Regions from separate parts of the Homo sapiens genome. Here region 2 is linked to region 1. A link is a loop called in an ENCODE intact Hi-C map of the cell type or tissue named here. Cell type or tissue: heart right ventricle. All regions are shown on one strand.

Region 1 (8,000 bases):
TGGCAGATGCTTTGGCTTGCCTGAGATCATCTGGCCAGTAAGTGGCTGAACTGGAGCCTAAGTCCAGAAATTGTGTGCCCTTGTCGAAGCATATTCAAGTCCACTTTTTCTGGCTCTCTGTCTGTGCAAACCATCAGGAAACAGTGTTTTCTGTCTTAAAAATCGCTTTGACCATCTAAAGATTCAAGTTCCCTTTAGCTTCCAAAAAATGGACCTAGTTCTACTCTTTGGAATCATACAGAATAAATTTAAACTTGTTCCTCACTGACCCCTTCAAACTCTTGAACACACCTCTCATGGTTCTCTTGAGCCTTCTACAAGCTAAATATCTCCGGTTGCTTCTGCTTCTCCTACCAGCTCCTTGTTTTCGGTTCCCTCAGTATCCTGATCACTTGTCTCCGAATATATTCAAATTTATCTCCATTTCTCTTATATATGAGCTATAGATTGGCCAATCTGGAATAGGAGAGGACTCTTACTTCTTTTGTTCTACCTAGAAGAGTCCTATTAAAACCACTTATGCGCCTTCACTTTTTTGGAAGCCAGTTTTGGAGTCACTGTGGACATATTCCAATTATCTGGAAGATAATCCCAAGTTGGCTACTTACTCTCTGTGCCTTAGTTTCCTCATCTGTAAGTGGAAATAATAGTTGTACATACTGCATGGAGTTGTGTGGGGTTCTTTTTTTTGAGAATTACATGAAAAACACTGCCTAGGGCTGGGCGCAGTGGCTCACAACAATAATTTCAGCACTTTGGGAGGCTGAGGCAGGTGGATTGCTTGAGCTCAGGAGTTCAAGGCCAGGCTGGGCAACACGACTAAACCCTGTCTCGACCAAAAAAAAAAAAAATGCAAAAGTTAACTGGGTGTGGTGGCAAGCGCCTATAGTCCCAGCTACTTGGGAGGTGGAGGTGGGAGGATTGCTTGAACCTGGGAGACGGAGGTTGCAGTGATCAGAGATCATGCCAGTGCACTCCAGCCTGGGCAACAGACAAGAGTCAGACCATCTCAAAAAACAATTTTTCCCTCTCCCTCTCCGTCTCCTTCTCCCTCCCCCTCTCCCCCTCTCCCCCTCTCCCTCTCCCTTCTTTCTTCGGTCTCCCTCTGTTGCCAAGGCTGGACTGTACTGCCGTGATCTCAGCTCGCTGCAACCTCCCCGCCTCGGGCTCCCGTGATTCTTCTGCCTAGGCCTGCTGAGTGCCTGGGGTTGCAGGCACGCGCTGCCATGCCTGACTGGTTTTTGTATTTTTGGTGGAGATGGGGTTTTGCCATGTTGACCGGGCTGGTCTCCAGCTCCTGACCTGGAGTGATCTGCCTGCCTTGGCCTCCTGAGGTGCTGGGATTGCAGACAGAGTCTCGCTCACTCAATGCTCAATGTTGCCCAGGCTGGAGTGCAGTGGCATGATCTCGGCTCACTACAACCTCCACCTCCCAGCCGCCTGCCTTGGCCTCCCAAAGTGCTAAGATTATAGCCTCTGCCTGGCCGCCACCCCGTCTAGGAAGTGAGGAGCATCTCTGCATGGCCGCCCATCGTCTGGGATGTGAGGAGCCCCACTGCCTGGCCATCCCATCTGGGAAGTGAGGAGCGCCTCTGCCCAGCAGCCCCGTCTGGGAGGTGAGGAGCGCCTCTGCCCGGCCGCCACCCTGTCTGGGAAGTGAGGAGCGCTTCTGCCCGGCTGCCCCGTCTGGGAAGTGGGGAGCGCCTCTGCCCGGCCGCCACCCTGTCTGGGAAGTGAGGAGCGCCTCTGCCCGGCTGCCCCGTCTGGGAAGTGGGGAGCGCCTCTGCCCGGCCACCACCCTGTCTGGGAAGTGAGGAGCACCTCTGCCCAGCCGCCTCGTCTGGGAAGTGAGGAGCGCCTCTGCCTGGCCGCTGTGCAATCTTCCAAGTGTGAAGTGACAGCCTTTCTGCACGTGTACCCAACAGCTCCGAAGAGACAACGACCATCGAGAACGGGCCATGATGACGATGGTGGTTTTGTCGAATAGAAAAGGGGGAAATGTGGGGAAAAGAAAGAGAGATCAGATTGTTATTGTGTCTGTGTAGAAAGAAGTAGACATAGGAGACTCCATTTTGTTCTGTACTAAGAAAAATTCTTCTGCCTTGGGATGCTGTTAATCTATAACCTTACCCCCAACCCCGTGCTCTCTGAAACATGTGCTGTGTCAACTCAGGGTTAAATGGATTAAGGGCGGTGCAAGATGTGCTTTGTTAAACAGATGCTTGAAGGCAGCATGCTCCTTAAGAGTCATCACCACTCCCTAATCTCAAGTACCCAGGGACACAAACACTGTGGAAGGCCGCAGGGACCTCTGCCTAGGAAAACCAGAGACCTTTGTTCACGTGTTTATCTGCTGACCTTCTCTCCACTATTATCCTATGACCCTGCCACATCCCCCTCTCCAAGAAACACCCAAGAACGATCAATAAATACTAAAAAAAAAACAAAAACAAAAACCAAAAAAACAATTTTTTTAACTTAAAAAAACCTGCTGCCTAGTATACAGAAGGAGATCCATAAGCATTAGCCTTTAATACTGTCACATGTATTCTAACAAGTTCTCCCCATCCTGTATTTAGACAGTTTGTTTTTTTTTACTTTAAAGAGAACAGACGGTACAGACAGGAAACAAAGAAACCGACTGTGGTCTGCTTTTAGCCAGTGAGAGAGAAGTAAACTAAAACATATGTCTAAATGCTGATGGGCAAAGGAAGGTAGGCCTTTGGGCACTCTCTCTGGATGGTGGCCTTTATCTCTAGCCTATGCCTTCCTTATTGGGTTATACTCGTTCCTTCTCTTTAAATATCCTGCACCCTGTGTTAGGCCTTCCTGGTGGTAACTGCAGGCAGTGATCATGATAAAGTCAAGTCATCTCCTTCGAGTTTAGCATCCTCTGGTTGCCACTCTGCATTGCTTGAACATAGGCTCAGGGGACAGTACTCTGGGGTTCTGCCCCAACCACCTTAGTCTGGTTTATACTCAGCTGCCCAACAGCTGCCAAAAGCATGAGTCTCACCCCTGTGCCCTTTGTGAACTGCAGGCAAGTATTCATGTTTTCTGTAAGTCAACACCACCAGGCTTCCCTGTGATTTTGATTCTATGGGTAGATAGTGCTAATGAGTGTGAGGATTTCTGAAACTAATAGTTCATCTCCCAAATTACTAAAAAACTAAAGCATACCACACACCTACGAGAATGGCCAAAATCTAAGACACCAAATGCTGGCAAGGGCGTGGAGTGACGGGAACTCTCACTCGTTGCTGGAGGGAATGTGAAGTTGTACAGCCATTTTGGAAGACAGTTTATAGTTTCTTACAAAACCAGACATATTCTTACCATACAATTCAGCAATTGTGCTTTTTGGCATGTACCCAAATGAACTGAAAACTCATATCCATACAAAACCCTGCACATGGACATTTATAGCAACTGTATAATTACCCAAACGTGGAAGCCACCAAGATGTCCCTCAGTAAGTGAATGGATAAACTGTGGTAAATCTAGACAATGGAATGTTATTCAGCACTAAAAAGAAATTAGCTATCAAGCCATGAAAAAAACAGAGAAGAACCTTAAATGCACATTACTGAGTGAAAGCCAGTCTGAAAAGGCCACATGCTCTATGGTTCCAACTATGTGACCTTCTGGAAAAGGCAAAACTATGGAGACAGTGGTTGCCAGTGGGGTGGGAGGAGGAGAGATGAACAGGAGGAACCTAGGGGAGTTTTAGGGCAATGAAACTATTCTGTACATTACTCTGAAGGAGGATTCACATCATTATACATCTGTTCAAACCCATAGAATGTGTAACAGCAGAGTGACTCTTAATGTAAACTATGGACTTTGGGTCAAAATGCCGTGTCAGTGTGGGTTCATCAATTGTATCACATGAACTGCTGTAGTGGGGAATGCTGTTAGCAGGTGAGGTTGTGAGTATGTAGGATCAGGGGCTATATGGGAATTCTCTACCTTTCATTCAATTTTGCTATGAGTCTAAAACTGCTCTATAAATAAAGTTTATTAATTAAAAACAAACCCACAAATACCTAAAGCATATGTTGACCAGCTCCCTTTCCCTCCACAGAGCTAGGATGCCTCATTCCCCAGTGCTTCCCCTGTCCTGGAAGTGCAGTGATGAGAACTGGTTTCAAAAAAAAAAAAAAAGAGGAGAGGGGAGGAGAGATGGGAAGGGGAGGAGAGGGGAGGGATGGGGGGAGGGGGAAGGAAGGAGAGAGGAGGGAGGGGGAGGAGAAAGGAGAGGAGGGGAGGGAAAGGGGGGAGGGAAGAGAGAAAGGAAAAAGCGAGAAAAGACCATACTGCAATTTGAAGGTTAAGTTCCATGTGCCTGAATCCAGAGGAGCGTGCATCAGGTTTTGCAGGAACCCTGTACTTGGTTCCGGTTCTGACTATGCCACAAACCAGTTACGTGACCTTGGGCAAGTCCCTTTTTCATCAGTTTCCTCATCTCTAAACTAAGCGAGTTGTGATAAAATCCCTTCCCTCCTCCATCTGGCTGTGATTCAGCCTCCTAACAACAGAATGGGTGTGGGCGAACCTGCTCTTGGCCAGCAGGTGGCAGCACTGGCTCCTTACTGTGGCTGCAGCCAAACGAACCATTCCTGGTCACGCTCTGGAGGCTTTTGTCTTCAGACCTGCAGCCTCAGCACTTAGCACCACTGCGGCGCCCCTCGTTACCTACAGGAAGCTTCCAGCATGACATCCTCGGGGCATCCTGGATAGAATTATTTTTAGGAGAAGGCAGACATAAATAATCCACGAAGGCTTCAGGAACAGGAATGAAAAAGTGATGATCTTTTTAAAATATTTATTTCTGTCACAACCCCCATGCCTGTCAACTCAAGGGTAAAGGTATTGTTCTCATTCTCTATTTCTCGCACTAAGACCAGTGTGCCTGCACAAACAGTAAGTCTTCAGAAAGTGTAAATTAATAAGTTCATTAAATAATATTTTCTTTTCTTTTTGAGATGGAGTTTCGCTCTTTTTGCCCAGGCTGGAGTGCAATGGTGTGATCTCGGCTCACCACAACCTCTGCATCCCAGGTTCAAATGATTCTCCTGCCTTAGCCTCCTGAGTAGCTGGGATTACAGGCGTGTGCCACCACGCCCAGTTAATTTTTGTATTTTTAGTAGAGACAGTGTTTCACCGTGTTGGCCAGGCTGGTCTCCAACTCCTGACCGCAGGTAATCCGCCCGCCTTGGCCTCCCAAAGTGTTAGGATTACAGGCATAAGCCACTGCACCTGGCCAATAATATTTTCATTTGATCATTTCAAGCTAATTCTTACAGACTACCTTAGAAGTAGAAACCTAATATTTATTGAATGAGTAAACAATATGGAGGTAAACAAAAATTACTTAACATCAACTATACTAATCAGGCTCTGCACTAGGGTTACAATGAGAAGTAAGAAACACTCTGCATGGTGGTTACCGATGTGGGCCTGGGACCACACTGGACTGGATCCAGTTGCTACTTCTTTGTGTCCTTGGGTAAGTTATTTAACCTGTTTGTGCTTTCTTTCCCTTGTTTGTAAAATGGGGATAATAACAGTATCCACCTCATAAGGTTGTTGTGGGTTAAGGGTGATAAGGTTTGGCTCTGTGTCCCCACCCAACTCTCATCTCGAGTTGTGATCCTCAGTGTTGGAGAAGAGGCCGGTGAGAGGTGATTGGATCATGGGGGCAGGTTTCCCCCATGCTGTTCTCATGGTAGTGAGTTCTCACGAGATCTGATGGTTTAAAAATGTTTGGCACTTCCACCCTCACTCTCTCTCTCCTGGTCTTCCATGGTAAGAAGGTACTTGCTTCTCCTTCGACCATTGTAAGTTTCCTGAGGCCTCCCAGTCACGCTTCCTATTAACCCTGTGGAATTGTGAGTCAATTAAACCTCTTTTGTTCTGAAATTACCTCGTCTCAGGTAGTTTTTAATAGCAGTGTGAGAATGGATTAATACAACAGGTAAAGCACTCAGAATTCCGCTGGGGGAACAGATCATTAAAACGCATAGCTATGAAGGGGCCCGGCATGCACCCTATCCTGGCTTTAGAAGGCTGGAGAAAGCTTCCTGAGAGAGGAAACAGGACTCAGCCAGGTGAAGAGCTTTACAGATTTGGGACACAGCGTTTGGTGCTGGAGGAGTTTTGGAGCCTGGGTCCTCCCACTTGGTCTGGCTGGAGTTCTCCTCAGCAGGGTGACATGTGTGTGATGACTAGAGGGCGGGCAGGAGCTGCATGCCCTCAGGCCTTATGGGGCAGGTGGTAGAGTTTGAGACCTTATCCTGCCAGCAGTAGGAGGCACTGAATGACTTTCCCAAGGAAGTGCATGGACCATATTTCCGTTTTAGAAAGACCATCACTCTTGGCCAGGCATGGTGACTCACATGTATAACCCCAGCATTTGGGAGGCTGAGGCAGAAGGATTGCTTGAGTCCAGGAGTTAGTGACCAGTGTGGACAACATAGTGAGGCCCCATCTCTTTCATTAAAAAAAAAAAGTAGGGTCGGGTGTGGTGGCTTACGCCTGTAATCCCAGTACTTTGGGAGCCGAGGCAGGTGGATCACTTGAGGTCAGGAGTTCAAGACCAGCCTGGCCTACATTGTGAAACCGTCTCTACTAAAAATACAAAAAAAAAAAATTAGCCGGCTGTGGTGACACACACCTGTTATCCCAGCTACTTGGGAGCCAGAATTACTTGAACCCGGGAGGCCGAGGTTGCAGTGAGCTGAGATTGTGCCACTGCCCTCCTGCCTGGGCGACGGAGCGAGACTTTGTCAAAAAAAAAAAAAAAAAGAAAAGTAGAAGGACCACCATTCTTTATCCAGAATGGGTTAGAAGACAGCTGAGTCAAGATGAAGACTGGGAGATAGTTGCTGTTGCAAGCTTGGAATTAGGGTGGCCTGCAAGAAAGAAGTATCAGTGGAGACAGAGATGAAGGCGTTGATTTGACAGATAATGGAGGAAGAACATATTGAAATCAGAGGTGGACTTTTTAAGGAGGATGCTCAAAATTAACAAACACATTCAGAGAGGCTAAGTAAACTAAGGACTGAACAATTTCAAGCATTTGCATGGTTCTCGTTACTTGCTAAATGGACTGTTATGTTTGTCCCTCCTGCTGCACTCCGAACCCCAACCTTTCCCCGGTTGTCCGCTCATGACGTTTCCTATCTGTTAATGGTACCAGCCCCTGCGGTCAAGACTCCTCCAATCCCAGAGCCAGTCATATTTTGCCAATGCTCTTGAACATCTTCCTACATATTTCTTACACCCCTCCTATCCTCTTATTCCCATTGCTGCTGAAAAACCATTTCCTTCATCTCTGACTGAGCTCTGGAATGGCCACATAATTAAGTGGCCTCCTGATTTCAAATTTCCATCTGATTTCAGATTTTCAGCCATTGGTAGGATAAGCTTGCTAAAATACCAATCCCCATTTATCACTCTACTTCAAATCTGGCCTTCAGGATACATACTGATTTCTTAGCCTGGAAGGTGGGCTTTTAAGGTCTGGCTCAACCCAAATCCCCATACTGCAACCACATTGGCCCCACTCTCCTACCCTGAACCCTTGTGACTCGTTGCTCCAGCTGGAATGTCTGTGCCAGAGTCTTTCACATGCTTCTGCCTCAAAGCGCCTGCTTCTGACTGCTATGGGTTGGGTTTATCAGTTGGTCCCTGTTTTTCCCCCAGGCTCTTCCAGGACTGCTGCTGTTTGGGGCTGTCTCCTCTTTGAGCTCATCAATGGCAGGGATTCTGTTGCTCTTATCTTTATTTCTAATTTATTTTTAGTTTTTGGAGACAGGGTCTCGTTTTGTCTGAAGTGCAGCGGCACAATGATTATAGCTTACTGCAGCCTTGACCTCCCAGGCTCAAGTGATCCTCCCATCTTACCCTCCCGCCCTTGCCCCCAGCCCCCACCACCCACTATCCCTGAGTAGCTGGGGCTAATTTTTAAATTCTTTCTAGAGATAGAGGCCTCATTA
Region 2 (8,000 bases), 200 kb after region 1:
ATAAAATTCCAGGTGAGTGGTTCAGAGCTGGTACACCACAAAATGTCTTGCTCAGCTCCTATCATCACATCTTGCATCCCTACCATCAAGATGGAGGAGAACATGCAACTTCTTTTTAAGAGTCTGGCCTTGAGGATTGCACATATCACCTCTACTTATATCTCATGTTGTCCCAAACAATGACATGAACAATTGTAGCTGCAAGGGAAGTTGGGAAATAGAGTCTTTATCTGAGTTTCCATGTACACAGTAAAAAAACTTCTGTTGCTATAGAAAAGAGAAAAAAATTGGGGAGAACATAGAGGAGCCACTACTATAATAATTTTGGAACACTCTTACATGAATTGATAGGCCATTTATGTTTTCTTTAAGAAGTCTGGGCCAGGCGTGGTGGCTCATACCTGTAATCCCAGCACTTTGGGAGGCCAAGGCAGGCGGATCACCTGAGGTCAGGAGTTCAAGACCAGCCTGGCCAACATGGTGAAACCTTGTCTCTACTAAAACTACAAAAATTAGCCGGGCATGATGGCAGGTGCCTGTAATCCCAGCTACTTGGGAGGCTGAGATGGGAGAATTGCTTGAACCCGGGAGGCGGAGCTTGCAGTGAGCTGAGATTGTACCACTGCACTAAAGCCTGGGCGACAGAGCGAGACTTCATCTCAAAAAAAAAAAAAAAAAAAAAAAAGTCTGGATTATGTGGCTTAGAGCCACAACTCTGCTACTTAGATGTGATCTTGGCAAGTTGTGTAACTTCTCTGAATCTCAGATTTTTCCTCTGTACAATGAAGTGATGAAATTAGCCTACCTACCAAGCTCGGATATTGGAAGGCCCAAATAAACTCATGTCTTTGAATGCTGCATGTAAGCTGCAAGGTCCCATGAAAAGTGAAGTGCTACAGCATTGGGCCACCCAGAGGGGGGTTTTTGTTTTTGTTTGTGTGTTTGTTAAGCATTTGGTGCTGGTTCCTCAGCTTGGTTTAGGGTGAAAACCACATATCCAAGTCTTCTGTATGGTATTTCCACTCTCAAGGGAATACTTTAGCACATCCTATTCACTTCTACTGGTTAGCCTGCCTCTCTCCCCAGAGCCCTGCCACTCTTGTGGGCTCCCATCCTTCCCTTGGGTGCAAGTCACTGCCAACCCACCCCGACTGGCCACTTCTGATCCCTAATCACAAGTGGGTAATAAAGGCCCCGAAACTTACTCCTCCCGGAGTGGATTTGGGTGGAGGGCCCCGAAACAGGCCCTGCAGGAAGGAGCCCAGGAAACGGCCCCCGGCAATGCTAATCTGAGCGTTTTTCCCCAAGCATATGCAACAAACCTCAAAAGGCCACCTCGGCATGCTTTCACACCCCTAGTTGAGATTGTATGACAGTCAGCAGTGTGTGTTAGTTACAGCAGGACCAGTTGTTATCTATTAGCCTCTAAGCTCCTTAAGGAAAGAAGGAAATAAACCTTTTCTCAGCATCTATTATGCCTTAGGCTCATAAACAATGTGCCAGCATTTATTCCTCACCCAACCTCACTGCCAGGAGGAATTATGACCTCCTTCTTGGTAGATGAGGAGTAAGAGGTTGAAAGAGTACCTTGTTCAGTACCAGACAGTCATCAAGTGAAGGTGGCAAGATTTGAATCCAGGATCTGATGCCAAGTCTGGCTCCCTCCTATGACACCGTGATTAATCTGTACTGTAGTTGAGTGTGAAAAGGTGGAAACTATGTGTTCAGCCATTGTACCTTCCCTTGAGCACTAACACGATTTCATGCCAGCAGGGCCTCAAAAGGATTAAAGAGAATGGCATTTTTCACCATTTTATCTCTGACAGTGCACAGCACAGTTCCTGATACGTGAAACAGGTCATTATGATATTTATTGGACATACCGAAATTGTTGGACTGATATTTTTTAAAAAATCATAGCTGTATTTATTCATTCCAAGAGCTGAAGGTGAAAGTGCCTTGCAAAGCCTTCCTGGGAGTAAGGTTGTCAGGCAGATAAAACAAGCTAGTGAAATCAGGGAAAAGATTTCCTGGACACAACTGTTCATGCCAGGCTTCCTGGCGGAACCACAGCAGGAGTTAACCAAGGGTCTACTGTGGTTATTGCCTGAGCCACACTCACAGCCATGAATCTGTGGCAAAAGCAGATGGCACTTCCGGCAGACATCCCCCAGAGGAGAGAATTTTCCATGAGGCCTGTGTATGGCAGCCAGCCATCCTGGGTTTCCTGGCATGGTCCAATTTCCCATCTTTTGTCTCAAAGTCCTTAGAAGGACATATGTATGGGGTGGGTAAAGTCCTGCTCTTAGTTATTTAATTTATTTATTTTTACAGGCAGCCTCTCAAACCAGAGTAGGCTCAGAGAGACTCCTGAGTCCTGCTTTTGAATTTGGAAAATATGGTTATAGCAGGCACGTGGAAAGTGCCTTTTATTGCCTCCCACCTGCAGATCAAAGGCAGAGGGGCCGGCCTGCCCAGGTCAGCCTGTTTCACCCGGGAAAGGGAGGGCCATCTGCTCCAGTCAGGAAGCCCTGGGGAGCCTTCTAATAGAGGAAGCCCACCAGGGCCAGAGCAGGGCTGTGTCCTAAGAATTCAACAGTCCCCGAAAAGTCCAAGAAAGTGGTAACAGGAAAGAAGCAACAGCAGAAGCAGAAACTGCTCTTTTGATCTCATTGCGCAAAGGAAGGAGGTGACCCAAGGCCTCTTGTGACACACACAGAAGCACATAGAAGTATATTTGGGGAAGTGTGTGAGAGCTCTCCCCAAAGATGTCTTCAGATTAGAGGTCAACCCTGGGTGGCTGCCCTGGGGCAAGCTGGGATGCTCTTGTGGTTCAGCTCTTTCCACACTCAGACGGGGTCACTGCTGGGTAACAATATGCCTAGCAAGCACAGGTAAACCAAGCCAAAAGCCTATTTGTTTTCTAGGATCAGTCTGTTAACCCCTCAACTCCCAGCCCAGCCAGGCAGGTCCCTATGGGTTAAGCTTTGTGCTAGGCCTCAGGAGACCTTGGGTCTCATCCCGATCCCCTAAACAGCTCTGAAGCCTGGGGCACATCACTTTTTTCCTCTGACCTCAGCATTCTCACCGGTTCAGTTAAGGAATCAAGAAGGCTAACAGAAGTTTAGAGGGCTTACCGCACACTGGCTGATCACTTTGCCCTGAAGTGATTCAACACTAAAAAAGCTCGAAAGTGTTAGTTTTCTTCAGTTTGGTAAAATCTGTGTGATTCTACACATCCTATTCATTCATTCGCTTGCTTAAACTTGTCCTGAGCATCACTATACATCAGCACTGCTAAGTAACAAACACTATTAGTGTCTCCTTATTGAGTTCCAACTAAGTGTCAGGCGCTTTAGATAGATTACCCCCACTTAATCTTCCTCACAGATCTGTGAGGCAATACCTCCATTTTTATTTATTTACTTTTCTTTTTTGAGACAGGGCTTTACTCTGTCACCCAGACTAGAGTACAGTAATGCAGTCATAGCTCACTGCAGCCTTGACCTCCCAGGCTCAGTTGACCCTCCCGTCTCAGCCTCCCAAGTAGCTGGGAGTACAGGTATGTGCCACCATGCCCAGCTAATTTTTATATTTTTTTGTAGAGATGGTGTTTCACCATGTTACCCAGGTTGGTCTCAACTCCTGAGCTCAAGCAGTCTGCCCACCTTGGCCTCTCAAAGTGCTGGGATTACAGGCGTGAGCCACTGTGCTCAGCAATACCTCCATCATTAGAGCAAGAAAAGGTTAAGCAGCTTGCTCTAGGTCATTCATCTTTCATTCTCAGTCAGTCTCCAAAGCTGGTGTTTTAATACACTAGTTCTATCCCTGCAGAGCTAAATGAGATGAGGTCATCCTCATTTCAAGGAAGTTCCAGCTAGCAACCCTGTGGTCAGAAGGCCAGGTTGCAGCCCCGAGAGTCCTGGCATTGTTCATAGGGTACATTAGGACATGTCACACTTGGAAAACCTGGCGAGCCTAGAACACATAGCAAACCATTTTTCTCTGCATGTTCCTAGCCACGGTTCTGCAGACCTAGCTTCCCACATGAATATTCTTTCTGTACCATGAATATTACAAACTACAGAAATAGTGCCCTCATGTGTCAGGAGCACAACGCACCTTTGAACTCTGGAGAAAGGCACATTTTAAACAATCTTAAAACTATGAAACACTTTTGTTTTTGCTTCTTTTGTTTGTTTTCGCTTTTGCTTTCTATGTCTTTGAAGCATGCTGGGAAGAAATGATGAAAAATTGCTAAATCTGCAGAACTCCACCCAGAGGCAAATTACTAAGTACCAGGACCTGCAGGAGAAACTAAAGGGAAGTAATCTTGGAATAGTTGGTATTCTATGAATTGTGCATCTGTGGATTCAACCAACTGCGGATCAAAATTGTGTGAGAAAAAAATTCCACAAAGTTTCAAAAAGCAAAACTTGAATTTGCATGCACTGAGTACTACATTGAATCCAGGCAAATGAAGTGATGTGTAAGCATTGCATTAGGTAGTCCAGATGTGATTTAAAGTATTTGGGAGGATATGTGTACATTATATGCAAATACGATGCCATTTTTTTTTTTTTTTTTTTTTGAGACGGAGTTTCGCTCTGTCGCACAGGCTGGAGTGCAGTGGCGCGATCTCGACTCACTGCAAGCTCCGCCTCCCGGGTTCACGCCATTCTCCTGCCTCAGCCTCCCGTGTAGCTGGGACTACAGGCACACGCCACCATGCCCGGCTAATTTTTGTATTTTTAGTAGAGACGGGGTTTCACCGTGTTAGCCAGGATGGTCTCGATCTCCTGACCTCGTGATCCGCCCGTCTCGGCCTCCCAAAGTGCTGGGATTACAGGCGTGAGCCACCGTGCCCGGCCGATGCCATTTTATATAAGGGACTTGGGCATTGATACGGTTTGGCTGTGTCCCCACCCAAATCTCAACTTGAATTCTATCTCCCAGAATTCCTACATGTTGTGGGAGGGAACCAGGAGGAGGTAATTGAATCATGGGGGCTGGTCTTTCTCATGCTATTCTCGTGATAGTGAATAAGTTTCACAAGATCTGATGGGTTTATTAGGGGTTTCTGCTTTTGCTTCTTCTTCTTCTCTCTTGCTGCCGCCATGTAAAAGGCGACTTTTGCCCTCTGCCATGATTCTGAGGCCTCCCCAGCCATGTGGAACTGTAAATCCATTAAACCTCTTTTTCTTCCTAGTTTTGGGTATGTCTTCATCAGCAGCATGAAAATGGACTAATACAGTAAATTGGTACCAGTAGAGTGGGGCGTTGCTGAAAAGATACTCAGCAAATGTGGAAAATGTGGAAGCAACTTTGGAACTGGGTAACAGGCAGAGGTTGAAACAGTTTGGAGGGCTCAGAAGAAGCCAGGAAAATGTGGGAAGGCTTGAAACTTCCTGGAGACTTGTTGAATGGCTTTGCCCAAAATACTGATAGCAATATGAAAAATAAAATCCAGGCTGAGGTGGCCTCAGATGGAGATGAGGAACTTTTTGGGAACTGGAGCAAAGGTGACTCTTGTATGTCTTAGCAAACAGACTGGTGGCATTTTGCCTCTGCCCTAGAGATTTGTGGAACTTTGAACTTGAGAGAGATGATTTAGGGTATCTGGTGGAAGAAATTTCTAAGCAGCAAAGCATTTAAGAGGTGACTTGGGTGCTGTTAAAGGCATTCAGTTTTAAAAGGGAAACAGAGCATAAAAGTTCAGAAAATTTGGAGCCTGACTATGGAATAGAAAAGAAAAACCCATTTTCTGAGGAGAAATTTAAGCCAGCTGCAGAAATTTGCATAAGTAGCAAGAGCCTAACGTTAATCCCCACGACCATGGGGAAAATGTCTCCAAGGCATGTCAGAGGTCTTCACTGCAGCCCCTCCCATCACAGGTCCGGAGGCCCAGGAGAGAAAGTGGTTTTGTGGGCCAAGCCCAGGGTCCCCGTGCTGTGTGCAGCCTAGGGACTTGGTTCCCTGTGTCCCAGCTGCTCCAGCCATGGCTGAAAGGGACCAACATAGAGTTCAGGCTGTGGCTTCAGAGGGTGAAAGCCCTAAGCCTTGGCAGCTTCCATGTGGTATTGAGTTTGCAGGTACACAGAAGTCAAGAATTGAGGTTTGGGAACCTTCGCCTAGATTTCAGAAGATGTACGGAAATGCCTGGATGCCCAGGAAAAAGTTTGCTGCAGGGGCAGGGCCCTCATGGAGAGCCTCTGCTAGAGCAGCGCAGAAGGGAAATGTGGGGCTGGAGCCCCCAAATAGAGTCCCTACTGGGGCACTGCTTAGTGGAGCTGTGAGAAGAGGGCCACTGTCCTCCAGACCCCAGAATGGTAGATCACTGACAGCTTGCACCATGTGTGTGGAAAAACTGCAGATACTCAACGCCAGCCTGTGAAAGCAGCCAGAAGGGAGGCTGTTACAGAGGCAAAGCTGCCCAAGACCATGGGAACCCACCTCTTGCATCAGCATGACCTGGTTGTGAGACGTGGAGTCAAAGCAGAGCATTTTGGAGCTTTAGAATTTGACTGCCCCACTGGGTTTCAGACTTGCATGGGCCCTGTAACCCCTTTGTTTTGCCCAATTTCTCCCATTTGGAATGGCTGTATTTACCTAATACCTGTACCCCGATTGTATCTAGGAAGTAACTAGCTTGCTTTTGATTTTACAGGCTCATAGGTGGAAGGGACTTGCCTTGTCTCAAATGATACTTTCGACTGTGGAATTTTGGGTTAATGCTGAAAGGAGTTAAGACTTTCGGAGACTGTTGGGAAGGCATGATTGGTTTTGAAATGTGAGGACATGAGATTTGGAGGGGCCAGGTGCAGAATGATATGGTTTGGCTGTGTCCCCACCCAAATCTCAATTTGAATTGTGTCTCCCAGAATTCCCCCATGTTGTGGGAGGGAACCAGGGGGAGGTAATTGAATCGTGGAGGCTGGTCTTTCCCTTGCTGTTCTCGTGATAGTGAATAAGTCTCATGGATCTGATGGGTTTATCAGCGGTTTCTGCTTTTGCTTCTTCCTCTCCTCTCTTGCCGCCATCATGTAAGAAATGTCTTTCACCCTCCGCCATGATTTCAACCTCCCAGCCATGTGGAACTGTAAGTCCAATTAAACATCTTTTTCTTCCCAGTCTCAAGTATGTCTTTATCAGCAGAGTGGAATCGGACTAATACAGGCATCCATGGATTTTGGTATCTGCTGGGAATCCTGGAATCAATCCCCCATGGATACCCAGGGATGACTATACTCTCATGCATGCTGAGGGGAGCTGATGTCCTGTGCTAGCCTGGAAAGTCTAGAAATTTTGTTTCAAGGGATATGATGAGGAAAATATATGTAATAACAATAATAATCAGAAAATGGTCCTTACTTCTTTACCATGTTTGTTTTTTCTTTTATACTTTCTTTTCCATGTCTTTTATTATTTTCCCTTCATTTGCTTTTTTCCCTTCCTCTCTCTACGCTTCCTATCAACTTTTAGAAATAGTTATGTTGGCCGGGCACGGTGGCTCACGCTTGTAATCCCAATACTTTGGGAGGCCGAGGGGGGCGGATCATGACGTCGGGAGATTGAGACCATCCTGGCTAACATGGACTCCGTCTCTACTAAAAAAATACAAAAAAAATTAGCCAGGCGTGGTGGTGGGCGCCTGTAGTCCCAGCTACTTGGGAGGCTGAGGCAGGAGAATGGCGTGAACTCAGGAGGTGGAGCTTGCAGTGAGCCAAGATTGCGCCACTACACTCCAGCCCGGGCGACAGAGTGAGACTCCGTCTCAAAAAAAAAAAAAAAAAAAAAAATAGTTATGTTTACTTAGAAATCATGGCATTTTTATTTTGCTCATTTATGTGGTTTTAAAATTTTGCCTCTTCTTTTTTGAGTGTGTGTTGGGGTGAGTGTAGATGTGCAGAGATTGAAGCGCTATGATATAACCAAGAGAAAACCAGACTTGGATTTAAAAGATCTAGGTTCCTCTCCATCTATCCTCCCCTCCCTGCTCT

The links. Peaks named below come from ENCODE experiments on the same cell type or tissue, not always from the same donor. Only the 100,000 strongest peaks of a DNase experiment are listed, where the experiment ranks them.
Region 2: it touches region 1 in a loop (10-fold over the local background); 45 of 110 quality-filtered maps call a loop at or near these places.

What each region holds. Positions count from the first base shown.
Region 1 is chr1:167,800,093-167,808,092 of GRCh38, reverse strand. No RefSeq gene overlaps it. Among named protein-coding and RNA genes, the nearest start is that of MPZL1, 82 kb to the right of the region's middle. In heart right ventricle, CTCF peaks have their summits at 4,358 and 4,563 (motif pointing right); a DNase peak (open chromatin) is centred at 4,582; H3K4me3 peaks cover 581 bases; H3K27ac peaks cover 918 bases.
Region 2 is chr1:167,596,330-167,604,329 of GRCh38, reverse strand. No RefSeq gene overlaps it. Among named protein-coding and RNA genes, the nearest start is that of RCSD1, 30 kb to the left of the region's middle. RefSeq lists an enhancer at 2,564-2,713. In heart right ventricle, a CTCF peak has its summit at 4,100 (motif pointing left); DNase peaks (open chromatin) are centred at 2,184, 2,669 and 3,949; H3K4me3 peaks cover 357 bases; H3K27ac peaks cover 2,990 bases.